Linked DNA regions of Homo sapiens: region 2 is linked to region 1. Evidence: chromatin contacts called from ENCODE Hi-C or POLR2A ChIA-PET data. All regions are on one chromosome and are shown on one strand. The core of a region is the stretch at or near the end of the contact, and the rest is flanking DNA. Distances in the headings are between cores, read along the strand shown. Region 1 holds the start of MAPK14 (mitogen-activated protein kinase 14). Region 2 holds the start of TBC1D22B (TBC1 domain family member 22B).

Evidence for each region. Hi-C counts contacts between places; a loop is a spot of excess contacts on that map. ChIA-PET counts read pairs that join two places held with the same protein, here RNA polymerase II (POLR2A). Pooled maps may share reads with other maps.
Region 2: a loop to region 1 is called in a pooled map, with 8 times the contacts of the local background. The contact joins the promoter of TBC1D22B here to the promoter of MAPK14 in region 1. A Hi-C loop is called at or near these places in 1 of 37 single-sample maps with no recorded cell type and 4 of 50 pooled maps. POLR2A ChIA-PET finds 5 or more read pairs at or near these places in 1 of 52 experiments (PC-9).

The regions. Positions count from the first base shown.
Region 1 is chr6:36,025,292-36,032,740 of GRCh38, reverse strand. It overlaps MAPK14 (mitogen-activated protein kinase 14), which reads right to left and starts at 4,933. Exons shown (of 12, transcript NM_139012.3): 1 at 4,468-4,933. The coding sequence starts at 4,583. RefSeq lists silencers at 2,935-3,229, 4,593-4,692 and an enhancer at 4,883-5,322.
Region 2 is chr6:37,254,223-37,261,671 of GRCh38, reverse strand. It overlaps TBC1D22B (TBC1 domain family member 22B), which reads right to left and starts at 3,900. Exons shown (of 13, transcript NM_017772.4): 1 at 3,699-3,900. The coding sequence starts at 3,754. It overlaps TMEM217B (transmembrane protein 217B), which reads left to right and starts at 3,528. Exons shown (of 2, transcript NM_001395378.1): 1 at 3,528-4,104. It overlaps TMEM217 (transmembrane protein 217), which reads left to right and starts at 3,528. Exons shown (of 3, transcript NM_001286401.2): 1 at 3,528-4,104. RefSeq lists enhancers at 2,898-3,533, 3,620-3,679, 3,780-3,839 and a silencer at 3,940-4,069.

The DNA.
Region 1 (7,449 bases), core at 3,684-6,183:
TAAGTTCCAGGAGAGAATGGATTGTCTTGTTTCTGTCTTGTTTAGCACTCTATTTCCAGAACCTAGCTATCTGGCCCATGGTAGGTATTCAATAAACACTGTTGAATAAACAGTTGAATAAGATCTAAGAGTAATTCTCAACTGTCACCTCCTATTTCATGGTTACCAGTGTCCCACCTCCTCTAATCAACAGCAAGGGCCTGGAAGAACCCTACCCCAGAGGAAAGGCACTTAAGTTCCTGTTTGTATTTCCTTAAACTCACCACAAAGATTCTCCCCTTCTGTCCCAAAACCCCAAAATCAATGCTTTGCAACAATGTATTCTTAAACAATTTTGCTTCATTTCCCCTCACAGACAATGCATAAAGTTCCTTAAAACTGCAAGACCTAGTCTAGTTCCCTTTACCCTTTAACGGAAAGGCATATTTGTAAAACTCTATTTTGATTCATAGTTGGTTATCACACAGGCTTCTACTTGTTTTTTTACTATACTTAGTATAAATTAAAATAATATAGGCTTAAAATAATTTGTAAATGTTACAAAGTATACCACACTTTAGAGCAATAAAATTCGGAAACTGACAAATATTTCAATGAATGAATTTTATTCATTGAAATATTCTATTCATTTATTTTCATTCTTGAAAATAAAATTCAGGGGCTGGGTGTGGTGGCTCATCCCTATAATCCCAGCACTTCGGGAGGCCAAGGTGGGGGAACTGCTTGAGGCCAGGAGTTTGAGACCAACCTGGGCAACACAGTAAGACCCTATCTCTACAAAATAAATAAATAAATAAAATAAAATTCGGAGATTTTTTTGGAAGTAGACTTCAGGTCCAGTTCAAGAAGTCACACAAAAAATTATGTGTTGTTACTTTATAGTTATAACTCCTATCTGACCTAAAACAGTAGTATCACCAACCTGATTGCCTTATCTTTCTTATCAGACTTGAGTCCAAATTCCCTAAATTATTTGGATTCAAATGAACTGTTATTCCCTAAAATCAAATCTGCTCTCAAAAAAATGAAGATGGATGGCCAGAGACGGTGGCTCACCCCTGTAATCTCAGCACTTTGGGAGGCCAAGGCAAGTGGATCACCTGAGGTCAGGAGTTAGAGATCAGCCTGGCCAACATGGTGAAACCCTGTCTGTATTAAAAATACAAAAATCATCCGGGCATGGTGTTGCGCACTTGTATCCCAGCTACTTGGGAGCCTAAGGCAGGAGAATCGCTTGAACCCATGAGGTGGAGGTTATAGTGAGCAGAGATGGTGCCACTGCACTCCAACTTGGACAACAGAATGAGACTCTGTCTCAAAATAAAAAAGAAGAAGAATATCACAGGCTCCAAAGTGGATTCTAAAAGAAGTTCCAAAAAATGTTTTCTGCCACACCTAAAAAGGTACTCATTGAAAGAACAACTTCAGGCTGGGCACCGTGGCTGAGGCCTATAATCCCAGCACTTTGGGAGGCCAAGGAGAGCAGATCACTTGAGGTCAGGAGTCTGAGACCAGCCTGGCCAACATGGAGAACCCCGTCTCTACTAAAAATACAAAAATTAGCTGGGTATGGTGGCGGGCACCTGTAGTCCCAGCTACTAGGGAGGCTGAGGCAGGAGAATCGCTTGAACCCAGGAGGTGGAAGTTGCAGTGAGCCAAGATGGCACCACTGCACTCAAGCCTGGGCGACAGAGTGAGACTTCGTCTCAAAGAAAAGAAAAACTTCAAATAACTACGCTGAATCTCTGAATAAGATAACACTTAATTGTAAATCTAAATTCTGGTATTTTCATTCCAACATTAGTTATAATTTGTTTATTGTCAATTGTCATACAATTTCAGTTTCAGTTGTATTTTCTTTCACCAATATGCTGTAGGTTACATCTTAAATCCCTTTAGTAGAAAGACTACTAAACAAACAAGCAAATAAAAAAAACTGCCTCTCTGGAAAGACACAAGACACTTAACAGTGCCTGTCTTTGAGAGAGTAGAGTGGCTGGAGAACAAAAAGGAAAGGAGACTTTTCACTGAATATCTTTTTTTTTTTTTTTTTTGAGACGGCGTCTCGCACTTTCGCCCAGGCTGGAGTGCAGTGGAGCGATCTCAGCTCATTGCAACCTCCGCCTCCCGGGTTCAAATCATCCTCCTGCCTCAGCCTCCTGAGTAGCTGGGAGTACAGGCGCCCGCCACCACGGGCGGCTAATTTTTTGTATTTTTAGTAGAGACGGGGTTTCACCGTGTTAGCCAGGATGGTCTCGATCTCCTGACGCTGTGATCCACCCGCCTCGGCCTCCCAAAGTGCTGGGATTACAGGCGTGAGCCACTGCACCCGGCCCACTGAGTACCTTTGTAAAACTTTCAAATTTTATACAATGTCAATGTATTTTAAAAAATCTGTTCAATAAAATAAAAGTACTTTTAAGTGTCAGATACTGCTGGCTTCTATACCACAGAAAAGTATACCACTAAAGAACTGTGGAGTTAATTTTAATGGTACTTCACTGTAAATCTGAATCTCCTGTTCCAGTGCAGAGCTAGTCACCAATAGTAGCGAACCCTTGCAAGCAATTCAATTGGAGTTCACCCAAACCCTCTATAGTTGAGTTATTCTGCTGTATCACTCCATTAAAATTTAAATAGCATTGAAAACGAAAACGTGATACTACAGAAATGTATGTCAATTCAAGAATGAAAAAATGGAAGTATATTAATGAGCTATAAAATATTAAAAGAGCAATGATCCAAATACGTCTTTGAAAATTAGCAAATCAACTAGATATATATAATATGTATATACTGAATGTATATACCTATATAATATGTATATACTGAATGTATATACCTATATAATATGTATATACTGAATGTAAAATGCTGCAAACCAACTACACACACACACTCTCTGAATGTAAAATGCTGCAAATTCCTTTAAAATGTAAACTGCCATGCTGTAAAAATGGGAGAAAGATGTCAAGCACGGTGCTATCTGCAACATAACTTAAGCAACTTGAACTAGAAAATGCAATATGATCTGTTGCTGGACACAATTGCACAATCTCAATTACCCAGAAGATTCTACCAAACAGGAAATTCATGATGTGACTTTGGGAAACACAGAAATCATATTTAAAGATTAACACATCCAAAAGCCTGGAATTTGTTCCAAAACAAAAAAACGATTTTACAGGCCCGTTTTCAAATGACGCATACAATACGAATTACTAAAACACAGAAAAAGCTAACAGTTAAATCTGATACTTAGTTTAAGATCCGTAGCTTTCAAATTATAGAAAATCTAAAATACAGGGTATAAAACCTTGGAAGTTAAGAGAGCAGTTAGTGAAATATTTCAGGTCTGGAAATTATATGCTATCGACTTAATTTAAAACACACTCACGGTGTAAATTAAAGCTAAAAAGTATCTCTTCCCTTCCTTTTCTATGTGGTTCCATATCCTTACGAAAACCATCGTGTACCTCAGGCCATAAATGCAGATAACTAGATAACTCCCTGCAAGCTCTCTAAGGGACTTTTAAAACACAGTATTCGCAGGAATTATCTCAAAAAATATTTACAATACCTCCCAGCACTGTTAATAACTTTTTGATCTTGAGGGCGCCTTACAGATCTGAATCTTTCTTGCTCCAAATGAGAAAATTGTTTTGTCGAACAATACTTAAATGAGCAGTGGTATGTGACTAATCAGTGAGCCTGCCAGTTTCTCAAGCTGCAGTGTTCTTGCAGGCACTACCACCGCCGCCCCTCCACGGAAAGGAAATACGCTTTCAACCGAATCGGAAACACACCACTCAAGCTGGCACAGTGCTCACCGAGATAAAGTCGGTATTTTAAGCTCTATGGATCGCTGTTAATTCAAGTGCGAATTCAAAAAGAACGCTTTTCAAGATGGGATTTCGACAGAGTTTTGAAAAAAAAAAAAAAAAAAAAAGGCCCGGAGAGAGCTCCCTTCCTGGTCAGTTTTGTTCAGATGACCGCAGTCTTCGGGTTGGGCTGTGCCCTTCTGCTTCTCCCGGCAGTTCCCCGAGCTTGTCTGCTCAGAGGACCCAGGGTCCGGAGCCCCAGCGTGGGCGCATCACGGGAGAGGGTCCTTCTGCTCCAGGTAGGCAGGGAGACCCCCAAGGAAGCGGCCCTTCCCCCGGTGCCTGTTGCCGAGCAGCAACCCTCCGAGAGGGGAAGGCGCAGGGTGCTAGCCAGAACCGAGCTCCAGCACCACCACCTACCTCTCGCAGCGGACCTGAGTGCTGCACACGGTGGACCGCATACCTGCGTGAGTGCAGGGCGAGGGGTGCTGGAGGTGCAGAACGGGCAGAGCTCGAAGGGGCAGCAATGCCCTCCCCCGAGGAAAATTCCTGCCACTTGACGCAACGCTGAGCAGTGGAGCAGGCCTGGCCCTCGGGCGCGAGGGGCCACCCTGCCCACAGCGGCCCCAGGCCCAGCGACACTCACCACACAGAGCCATAGGCGCCAGAGCCCACTGGAGACAGGTTCTGGTAACGCTCGGGCACCTCCCAGATTGTCTTGTTCAGCTCCTGCCGGTAGAACGTGGGCCTCTCCTGAGACATTTTCCAGCGGCAGCCGCCGGGCAAGAAGGTGGCCCTGTGGGGCCCCCGCCTGCACCCGCACCCTCTCCCCGGCCCTTGCTGCCCGCCCAGCCGGGCGGGGACCTTGCGCTGGTCGCCCGCGCAGGTGCGGCTGCCGCGACCCCGCAGACTCCCGCGCGCGCGGCTGCTGTCAGCCGCAGCGGCTGGATGTGCCCCTGCGACTGGGGCAAGCCCCGCTAAGGGCAGGGACGCGCTCCGGCGCTCAAGACTGCGCCCGCCGCGATCTCCCTGCACCTTCGCCCCTACAAGGCCGACTCCGGGCTGCGTCGCAGTACTCCCGTTCCAGCTGCTGCGCCCGCTAAGGCTCCAGTGGTCGCGGTTCCAAGAGCCAGCAAACGGGAGCCTCCCGCAGTACTCTCGCGAGAACAGCTCCCGGGACTCTCCGAGAGCCGAGATTTTACCCAATATGGAACCTCTCCGCGGGCGGGGCTTCGTGAGAGAAGAGGATGGGAGGAGCAGTTCTCGCGAGAAGAGAACAATAACTGGAGACCAAAGGCAGAAACTCCCAGGGACTGTCTCCTTAAGGGCGCGAAGGCGGACCGGGGAAGGAAGAGAGAAGCTGGCAGCACACGCCTCGCGCGCCTCACCGTGGCCGGCGGGGCAAATACCTGGCTCTGTGGTGGAAAACGACACTGACAAATAGCGTGTCGGGGAAAGAGTCAAAAGATCTTTAACTGCGAGTAGTTACCAGCAGCAGAGCACCTGCTCACCTGAACCCCCAAATTCCAAAAAACACTTGCATAAAAAAGAGACAAGTGGCCGGGCGTGGTGGCTCACGCCTGTAATCCCAGCACTTTGGGAGGCCGAGGCGGGCGGATCACCTGAGGTCGGGAGTTCGAGACCAGCCTGACCAACATGGAGAAACCCCGTCTCTACTAAAAATGCAAAATTAACCGGGCGTAGTGGCGCGCACCTGGAGTCTTAGCTATTCGGGAGGCTGAGGCAGGAGAATCGCTTGAACCCGGGAGGCGGAGTTGCGGTGAGCCGAGATCGTGCCATTACACTCCAGCCTGGGCAACAAGAGCGAAACTCCGTCTCAAAAGAAAGAAAGAAAGAAAGAGACAGGTTCCGGCCAGAAGGCTGTTGCATTCCCATCTGCTCAAGGACATATGGGTTACTCTTTGAGATGCTGACGAAATATGTCCCAAAGGCAAATGTTAACCCTGCATCAAAGCTGAGGCTTTCCAGGGGCTGGGCTCAGTGGCTCACACCTGTTATCCCAGCACTTTGGGAGGCCGAGGCGGGTGGATCACGAGGTCAAGCGATAGAGACCATCCTGGCCAACATGGTGAAACCTCGTCTCTACTAAAAAAAATACAAAAATTAGCTGGGCGTGGTGGCACGACCCTGTAGTCCCAGCTTCTCGGGAGGCTGAGGCAGGAGAATTGCATGAATCCAGGAGGCGGAGGTTGCAGTGAGCTAAAATCGCGCCACTGCACTCCAGCCTGGCGTCAGAGGGAGACTCCGTCTCAAAAACAAAAACAAAAACAAAAACAAACCGAAGCTTTACATTAAAACTCTCCCAGTTAAACTTACATGCAGAAAAATCACCCTGGGAGTTTAAGATGCAAGTTCCCAGAACTCACAGGGAGTCTAATTGGGTAGGTCAGAGGAGGTCTTGATCAAGAGCATGCATTTTTATAATACATCTTAGGTGATTCTGATTCAGGAAAGTCTCTGATATCTCCCTTTGAGAAGCATTTAAAAAACCGTTACACTGAAGATTTGAAACTGACTCCTATCCTGAAGAGCCATCAGTGAAGAGGATTTTAAGCATTTAACTCAGGCCTCTTCGAGTAAGGAGAATAGGGCAGGAGTCTCATCGAATTTAGGCAAGTCAACTGACCTTTCCTGAACCTCAGTTCCAGCTTCTACGAGAGAATTCCTGCCCTGCATTCCCGACTAACAGAGTCATTTGTAAAAACCAAACAAGATAAATGTGAATGGGCAAGGCATTCTAACCCCATGCCTACATCCATTATCAACCTATGCCTATGCTAAAGCTTGTTACAATGAGCAGAAGAATCAGATCCTGTCTCATTCTCTTAGTTTCTTGTATTAGAAATAACTAGATCCAAGCCAGGACATTTCTCAACATTTCCCGTGATTATTCTATTTTGTGTCATACACACCTTGGAGGGCTCAGACTTTGCATATCTTGTCCCAACATCTAGCACAATGTCTAGAACATAAAACATGTGTCATAAATATTTGTTGAAAAAATTATGAACAGTGACCATGATTTCAAGTGGTACAGTATCCTCAGTCCTCTTCAAGGAAAGCAATATAAAACCAAAAAACAGATAGTCATGGGTGATTCATGGAAAGCTGTTTTGGATCCAATGTAGCTTAGGCTGGAATTCTCTTATCTACAAAAACATGTTGCTTGAGAATGTTCCAAACTAGGGAGGATAGGAAGCTTTCTAAGAAGTAATGGAGGGTGAAGGGGAAGTAAGAGCAAAAACATGATTGTGAAGACATGAGGGATGGGGTTGGGGGGATCAAGGGAATGAGGGAATGGTTACAAAGGGTGAGGAGGAAGCTTGGAAGTAGGAATCCTCAGAAATGCACATTTTTATCCTACAAATTGGGATGATGAGGTGAGGGTGAATGAAAGGGTAAAGATAAAGTAAGCAGTATATTCATACACTCATTCAACCAATGTGTATTAAATGCCTACTAGGTGTCAAACACTTGCAGTTTAAAAGTGATTAAAAACTACAGTTGCTGCCGGTGTGGAGCTTACAATCAATGGGAGGGCAATCATTCAACAAAAATTAATTGAATACTTCCTATGTCCACCACACTGCTGTAGGCACTGATAATA
Region 2 (7,449 bases), core at 2,651-5,150, 1.2 Mb before region 1:
TCCTTCTTATAATAGCTAATATTATTGTGTACCTCCTAACCAATTATTATGTATTATCTCATTTAATCCTCATAACAGCCCCATGGAGCAGATACTCTGTCCCTATTTTAGAGATGGGGAGACTGATGCATTGAGAGGTTAATTAAATCCCATAAGATCACATAGCTAGAAAGCAGAGCTGGGATTTTAACCTAGGCAGTCAGATTTCAGAGCCTGCATTTTTTTTTTTTTTTTTTTTTGGAGACAATCTCTTGCTCTGTTGCCCAGGCTGGAGTGGAGTGACGCAATCTCAGTTCACTGCAACCTCCGTCTCCCAGGTTCAAGAGATTCTTGGGCATCAGCCTCCTGAGTAGCTGGGACTACAGGCACACACCACCAAGCCCAGCTAATTTGTATTTTTAGTAGAGATGGGGGGTTTCACCACGTTGGCCAGGCTGGTCTCGGACTCCTGGCCTCAAGCGATCCACCTGCCTCAGCCTTCCAAAATTCTGGGATTACAGGCCACCACACCTGCCAAAGCCTGCAATGGTAGAGATTGCCTCTTATCTTCTAGGCATTAATACAATGACCATTTGATGTGCTAAGTAAATGGGGCTCATGTGAATAACTGAGAGAACTTAAAAGATGCTTAGTTCCACCAAGTTACTACATGACCCAGCAATTCCACTCCTATTTATCAGCAGAAGAATAGAAAATATATATCCAAACAAAAACCTCTGCATAAATGTTCATAAAAGCATTACGTACAATAGCCCAAAAGTGAAAACAATTCAAATATCCATCAACTGATGAATGAACAAAATGTGGTGTATGTATACTATGGAATATTATTCAGCCATAAAATGGAATGAAGTACTGATACATACTACAGCGTGGACAAGCCTGAAATCACTGTGCTTAATAAAAGAAGCCACTCACAAAAGGCCTCAGATCATATTACTCCATATATATAAAATGTCCAAAAGTGGTAAATCCACAGAAACAGAAAGTAGGTTAGTAGTTACCAGGGTCTGGAGTGGGGTGGATGGGGAGTGACTGTAAACAGGTATGTAGTTTCTTTTCAGGATGATGAAAATGTTCTGAAATTAGTGGTGATGGTTGCACAAAACCATCTATACTATAAATGAATATACTAAATACCACTGAATTGTACACTTTAAAAGAGTGAATTTTATGGTATGTGAATTATATCTCAATAAAGCTGTTATTTTTAAAAAGAATGTTTCATTCATTTGCAACTTCTTTTATTTAATAAAATTTCTATTTGTTGTCACTAAGATTGTTGGATCATGATCAGACAAATGGAAAGAACCCTGTCATCGCTTTTATTTTTCACCTTTCAATTTGCAAAGAAGAGTAAACTAGTTTCATTTCCAAGTTTGCATGCATCCAGTAGAGTCATTTGTGTCATTTCCCCACCCAGGAGAAAGTTTTTCTTCTCTAAGACCGAAAGAGTACAGATGCAAAAGTTCTATTCTTGAGAAAATGCCCTAACATTTTCTTTAAACCAAAGTACCTTTCTATCTAAAAGAACCTTAGTTTTCTCCTATGACCAGAGGCTTGTGGGCTTCACTGCTAAAAGCACACAGCTGAACAGTATTTCTCTTTACCAAGTAAGGTACTAAAAACTATTATGAATTGTGACAATATTTGAATACCTTAAACAACGAAGACAATGAGCTGGGGTAAGGATCTGAGTAACATTATTTTAAATGTTTACTTGCTGTAATAATGACAGCAATGTTAATAACTACTGTTTTTTTGAGCAACTATAATGTGCTAAATAAACACTGTCCTAGGCTCTTTACAAATAGGGTATTTCACTTAGTCCCCACAGTAACTCTGAGGAAAGTATTTTTATTTCTCATTTCATAGGTAAGGAAATTGAGGCCTAGAAAGATTATTTGTCTTGGTCACACACACAACAGAGCCCAAATAGTAACCCAAGTCTTTCTGAACTCGAAAGTTCTCTATTTCTCTATATTCTTCAAAATGAAAAAGGAATCCAGAAACTTGAAGAAACTGAAAAGACTTCTCTTCCTATCTCAGAAAAGTAGTGCTTTAAAAAAGTTGACTGTTCTTATAGCCAAATACAGGAAATATAGGAAAAAAAGATTGTTAATAGCAACCAGCAGTCAGAAGGCACAGAAGCCCATGCCACGTCCCACATCTCTTACACTGCTTCCTGATACAACAGTCTTCCTATTGATTATGATTATAATCTTAGGATGTCAAAATTTAATGATCTCACTACGGAAAACCCCAGAGAATAGCAGTTAGCACAACTAGAGAGCTCACTAGACCAGGAAGGAAAAGGAATCAGTTGGCAGGAAGTGTGCTTACCTAAAAACACAGAACATCTTTAACAGTAATATTAACACTGTTGAGTCCACAGCACTTTAATCTGAAGTTATCTTTGCATTCCTTTCTATTACTTTAATAAGTATTACTAAAAGCTGATTTCCACCCTATTCTCCATATGTCTACTAGAATCCTTAATAAAATAAGACTCTTGGTGGGGCATGGTGGCTAACGCCTGTAATCCCAACACTTTGGGAGGCCAAGGCAAGAGGATCACTTGAGGCCAGGAGTCAGAGACCAGCCCTGGCAACACAGTCAGACCTTGTCTCTATTTCATTTAAAAAAAAAAAAAAAATTAAGGCTCTTACCTAGCCACTACTGACCCTCATCTCTCTCTCGCTTAAAAAAAAAAAGTCACGAGTTCAAAAGATTATCCCAGAAGGAAAAAACCTGAATCCATTAGAAAAGGTAGCACAGGGGACACAACCAAACATGAATTTCATCACCAAGTAGACTGTAGCTGGCAGAAATCTTAAATTTACGACTGAAATACACACTCTTCCTTATACTTCTCAGGACTTTGCCCAAAATAAACTGAAACAGTAAACCAACAGTAGATTGATGGATGGATAATTTGCCAAAAGTCTCAACATACACCGAAAAGAGGGTGGGGGTAGTCTTAGGGGGTCTGCTCTCCAGTTAAACAACTGAAGAATGAACGAATTTAGTGCATTTGCACAAGAAGTGCATTACAATGCAGGGGAGGAAGAAGTCACTTGGGGTTGGACAAATCCTTAGAAAATGCCAAAGGAATAACCCTGATTCTGTGGTCGTCTTGTAATAATTCCTAGTGGGAAAGGGCCAACTCAAGATAAAGTAAGGTCAGGGTTGAGAATCGTCCTCACTTTTCCTGCCTAACCCTCTCGGCAGGCGGCCCCAAACTCCCACCGGAATCCTTCGGGTAAGTGCCGACCTCAGGGATCAAGGGAAGGGGCCATCCTCGAGCGACCAACCACCTGTGCGTGGTGGAGACCCCTGAGAGGGAGTCCTAATTAGAGTGGGAAGCAGCTCTGGGGAGGAACTTCCGAGACCAGGGCCGACACTGACTATTCACCCAACTCCACTCCCCTTTACGCCCAATCTTCGGCCACCTTCCCGCTGAGGTCACCCCTCCTGAAACCTCCGCCCCCAGACCCCGGTCTACACCCACATCCAGCCGTCCCCAAAGCTCGCTGTTCGCTTCGCTGCCTGACAGCTGCCCTGCCGCCACCAGGCAGTCCCAGCTTCCCCAAACCAGTCTTCTGGCCTCTGTGGCGCCCCAGGCCCGCGGGATTCAGGGATTAGGATCTGGAAGGGTTTGGTCCAATCCCCTATCCCTCTCAGCGTCCTGGGCTCACCTCCCCGGCAGCTTAGCGCTCCTCTTCCAAAACTGCTTGCTGTTCTCAGCGGCCATTGCTCTGGCCGGGGGAAGTCCTTGTAGGCGGGCCAAGGGTTTGCCCGGCGAGATGCCCCCAGACCCCGCAATCTGAGGGCCAACCCAGGCCGCTTCCCCGCCGCCGGTCACCCGCTCCCAGCTCCTGGGGACGCCATCTTGGATGTGGGCACCCCTCCACCCAGCACCGCTGCCATTGGTGAGCTGCGCAAGCCGTGGACGGGCCGACCAATTGGGAGCCGGAATCCTGCAGGCCGCTGAAGCCGACCGGTAACGTCAGGGGCTGGGCACACAGGTGGACGGGGAAGGCGGAGCTTGGACGAGCCGAGAGGCGGGGCTCAAAGTTCCTACCCGCGAGAGGGAAGAAGCAGGTAAGGTAAGGGACCTATGGGAAGGAAGAGGGGATTATCTTCTTCGTGAGGAATGAAGTTCCTTAGTCTAATATTTCTTGGCAAGAGAGAACATACTATGTATTTATATATAGGAATCTTTCACCTAAAAGTAAGGGCCCATGTGTTGGTTGTGGCCCATTTTTAACATCTCTCAATTCAATGACACTCTGGTTATTACCCTCCTTTCCTCATTCCGTTTACATGTCCATTCGTTTTTCTGAAGGAAGGTCAGCAGGGACCCGATAGCCCGGGATTGCTAACTGTTCAACACGTGAGCAACGGTTCATCAGAGTCTCCCTCTCCCTCTGTTTATTGAAAACGATTGAAGGACTTGTGCTGTGGGTTAAAAATTCAAATGATCTAATCCCTATGTCAATCCATAACTCTCACTTTCTGACTATGCTAACAGTGTATATAGGAAATGGTTTATGATAGCTGTCCAACTCAGATTACCAAATACCATTTCTTTGAAGGACACAGTATTGCTCCATCGTGTGAATCACAAAGTTAAGGATGTATCTCCTCCCGGCCCCACCAACATCCTTAATTTCCCTTGTTAATCTATTATAAATCTTGCACCCTTGAATTTATTTTCAATCTAATTTTCCCAGACAATGAGATTTAGTATTAGCATTTTGAATCCTTTGAATGTCTTGTCAGCGTTTTTTGCTGGTTTTGAGTTTCTGTGGTTGTATTCCGTGGTGATTTGGGGAAAGAGGGAAGGCGGGCACCAGTCCAGAGTGGTTTTTGTCCCTTCGAAGGACTGTTGAGGTGGGCTGCGTGTCCCCCACCCCCACCCCCACCCTCCATTTACAGCTACCACATGTACTTCCACATATTGGAGAATACTTAAAGACCTGACCCCTGGCCCCAGCCAAAGAAGGACCTTCTTTTATATGTCCTCCAACGACGGTTTCTTCATTACTCCCATTTTCAAGCTTCTTTTGTCCCCTAATTTAAGAATTATAGGATTGGATGACAAGGGCTATTTTTACTTCCTCTGAGTCTTTCATGCTATAAAAGCATCTTATCTTCTTTATGGGCATTTAACCCAGAGAAAAAAAGCCCCTCTATTCTTTTAATTATTTTACTTGCCTTTCTCTGGCGCTTCTTTTTCTTAGGATGCAGTGACCAGCACTGCACACTAAGCCCAAAGAGGGATGTACTGAGGCTTTGTTAAGGCTGATGTTTTGTCTTTATTCTGGACAGCCAGACCTTTTGCTGGCTGTTTGGACTTTAGAAGAGTTGATGTCTTGAAAGAGTAATCTAAAACAACTTCTAGATTCCTTACCTTGGTGGCAACCAGCAGTTCAGAGTTCATTGTCTTAAAGGTATCCTCTGAATTGTCTTTCCCTATGTGAGCTGCCATACACTCATCCATGTGACAAGATACCTGCCACTTTCCAGCTTATGCACATGGCTTTAGAGATGTTCCAGAAGCTGCTCCCTATTGATTTGACATTTTACTATGTGGAAAGCAAAGTATGATTTGTGTATCTAGACATATCTCAAAATACTCCTTTTTCTTAATCTTCTATGAAATGTTAAATGACACTGATTCCCAGGGGGTGTAGTTAACAGTGCTCAACCCAGAAAAGCCCTGTTATTTCTACAGTTTGTTTTCTATATCAGTTTCCCCTCCAAGATTTTTTAAAAATTCACATCAGTTACCTTGTGATGACTTTTTAAATAGGGAAATTGAGATTGTTGGAACCTTTTTCACCACTACCACTTGGTCACCCTAATCTTCACCAACCACACACCTGCTTACAGCAGCCTGCTATTCGGCTCCCTGCTTCCACTCTTAGCCCCTTAGAGTCCATTCCCCATATACCAACCAGAGAGACCTTTTTTTTTTTTTTTGAGACCAGGTCTTGCCCTGTCACCCAAGCTGGAGTCCAGTGACATGATCTCAGCACACTACAACCTCCATCTCCTGGGCTCAAGCAATCCTCCCACATCAGCCTCCTGAGTAGCTGGGACTAACAGGCACATACCACCATGGCCAGCTAATTTTTTGTATTTTTGTAGAGATGAAGTTTCACCATGTTGCCCAGGCTGGTCCCATACTCCTGAAACTCAAGCAATCCACCACCTTTGGCCTCCCAGAGAGCTAGTATTACAGGTGGGAGCCATCGCACCCTGCCCAGAGACACCCTGTTAAAATGTAGACGATATCATGTCACTCCTCTGCTGAAAACTTTGCAATGGCCCCCATTGTACTTGGCATAAAATCCAAGCTCCTTAAAGACCCTACATGACTTGGCTCCACTCACCTCTCCAGTCTCATCTCATTATGCTTTCTTTCTTGCTTAATCTGCTGCAGCCATGCCCATTGGTCTTATTGCCTGGCTCTATTTTTCTTTAAAGCGCTATCACTACAGGCCATATTATGTACTTGTTTGTTGTCCATCTCCATCCCCTAGAGTAAAGGCCCCCTGTCTGTTGCCTGTTAGGAACCAGGCCGCACAGCAGGAGGTGAGTGGCGGGTGGGCATGCAATCATTACTGCCAGAGCTCCGCCTCCTGTCAGATCAGCAGCAGCAGCAGATTCTCACAGGAGTTTGAACCCTATTGTGAACTGCTCATACAAGGGATCTAGGTTGCATTGCGCACTCCTTATGAGAATCTAATGCCTTGTGATTTGAAGTGGAACTGTTTCATCCTTTAACCCCCCTCCCCCAAAATTTTCATGGAAAAGTTGTCTTCCCTGAAACTGGTCCCAGGTGCCAAAAAGGTTGGGGACTACTGCCCTAGAGATCGTGAACCCCACTAAGACTGGGACTTTGTTTTGTTCCCTGCTGTATCCCCAGCACCTAGAATAGTGTTTGGAACATAGTGAGTGCTTAGTAAATATTTACTGAGTGAAAGAAGGAAGAATATAAATATTTCTTGTCTTTCGATTCTATGTTGTTCACATATTTTTATGTTAGGAAAGATGATAGAAACAGTGTTTCCTAACCCCTAGTAGGATGTGTCCACTTTACCAATGACTCTACATCCTTGCCTACATCCTTGGTTGAAGAACAGTCTTCTCTGAGAAAGATTGTATTCTTCAAACTCTTTTGCAGCTTCAAAGGAATGTGCCTGTACCTGGAATGATGAGGGAGGGAGGCCACCCACCTAGTCAGGAGATCAGTTGGTAGCTGTCATCAAAGGGCTGATAGGTATGGCAGCCACCCTTGCCCAGCAAGAGGTGTAAATCATTGGTTTGAGGTTCCCAAGGGGTCCTTAGAGGCCTTCTGATGGAGGTCCTTCTTGGCAGACATTCACTGGTCCACTAGACCAGTGCTTCCTATACTATATTGCACATGTGAATCACTGA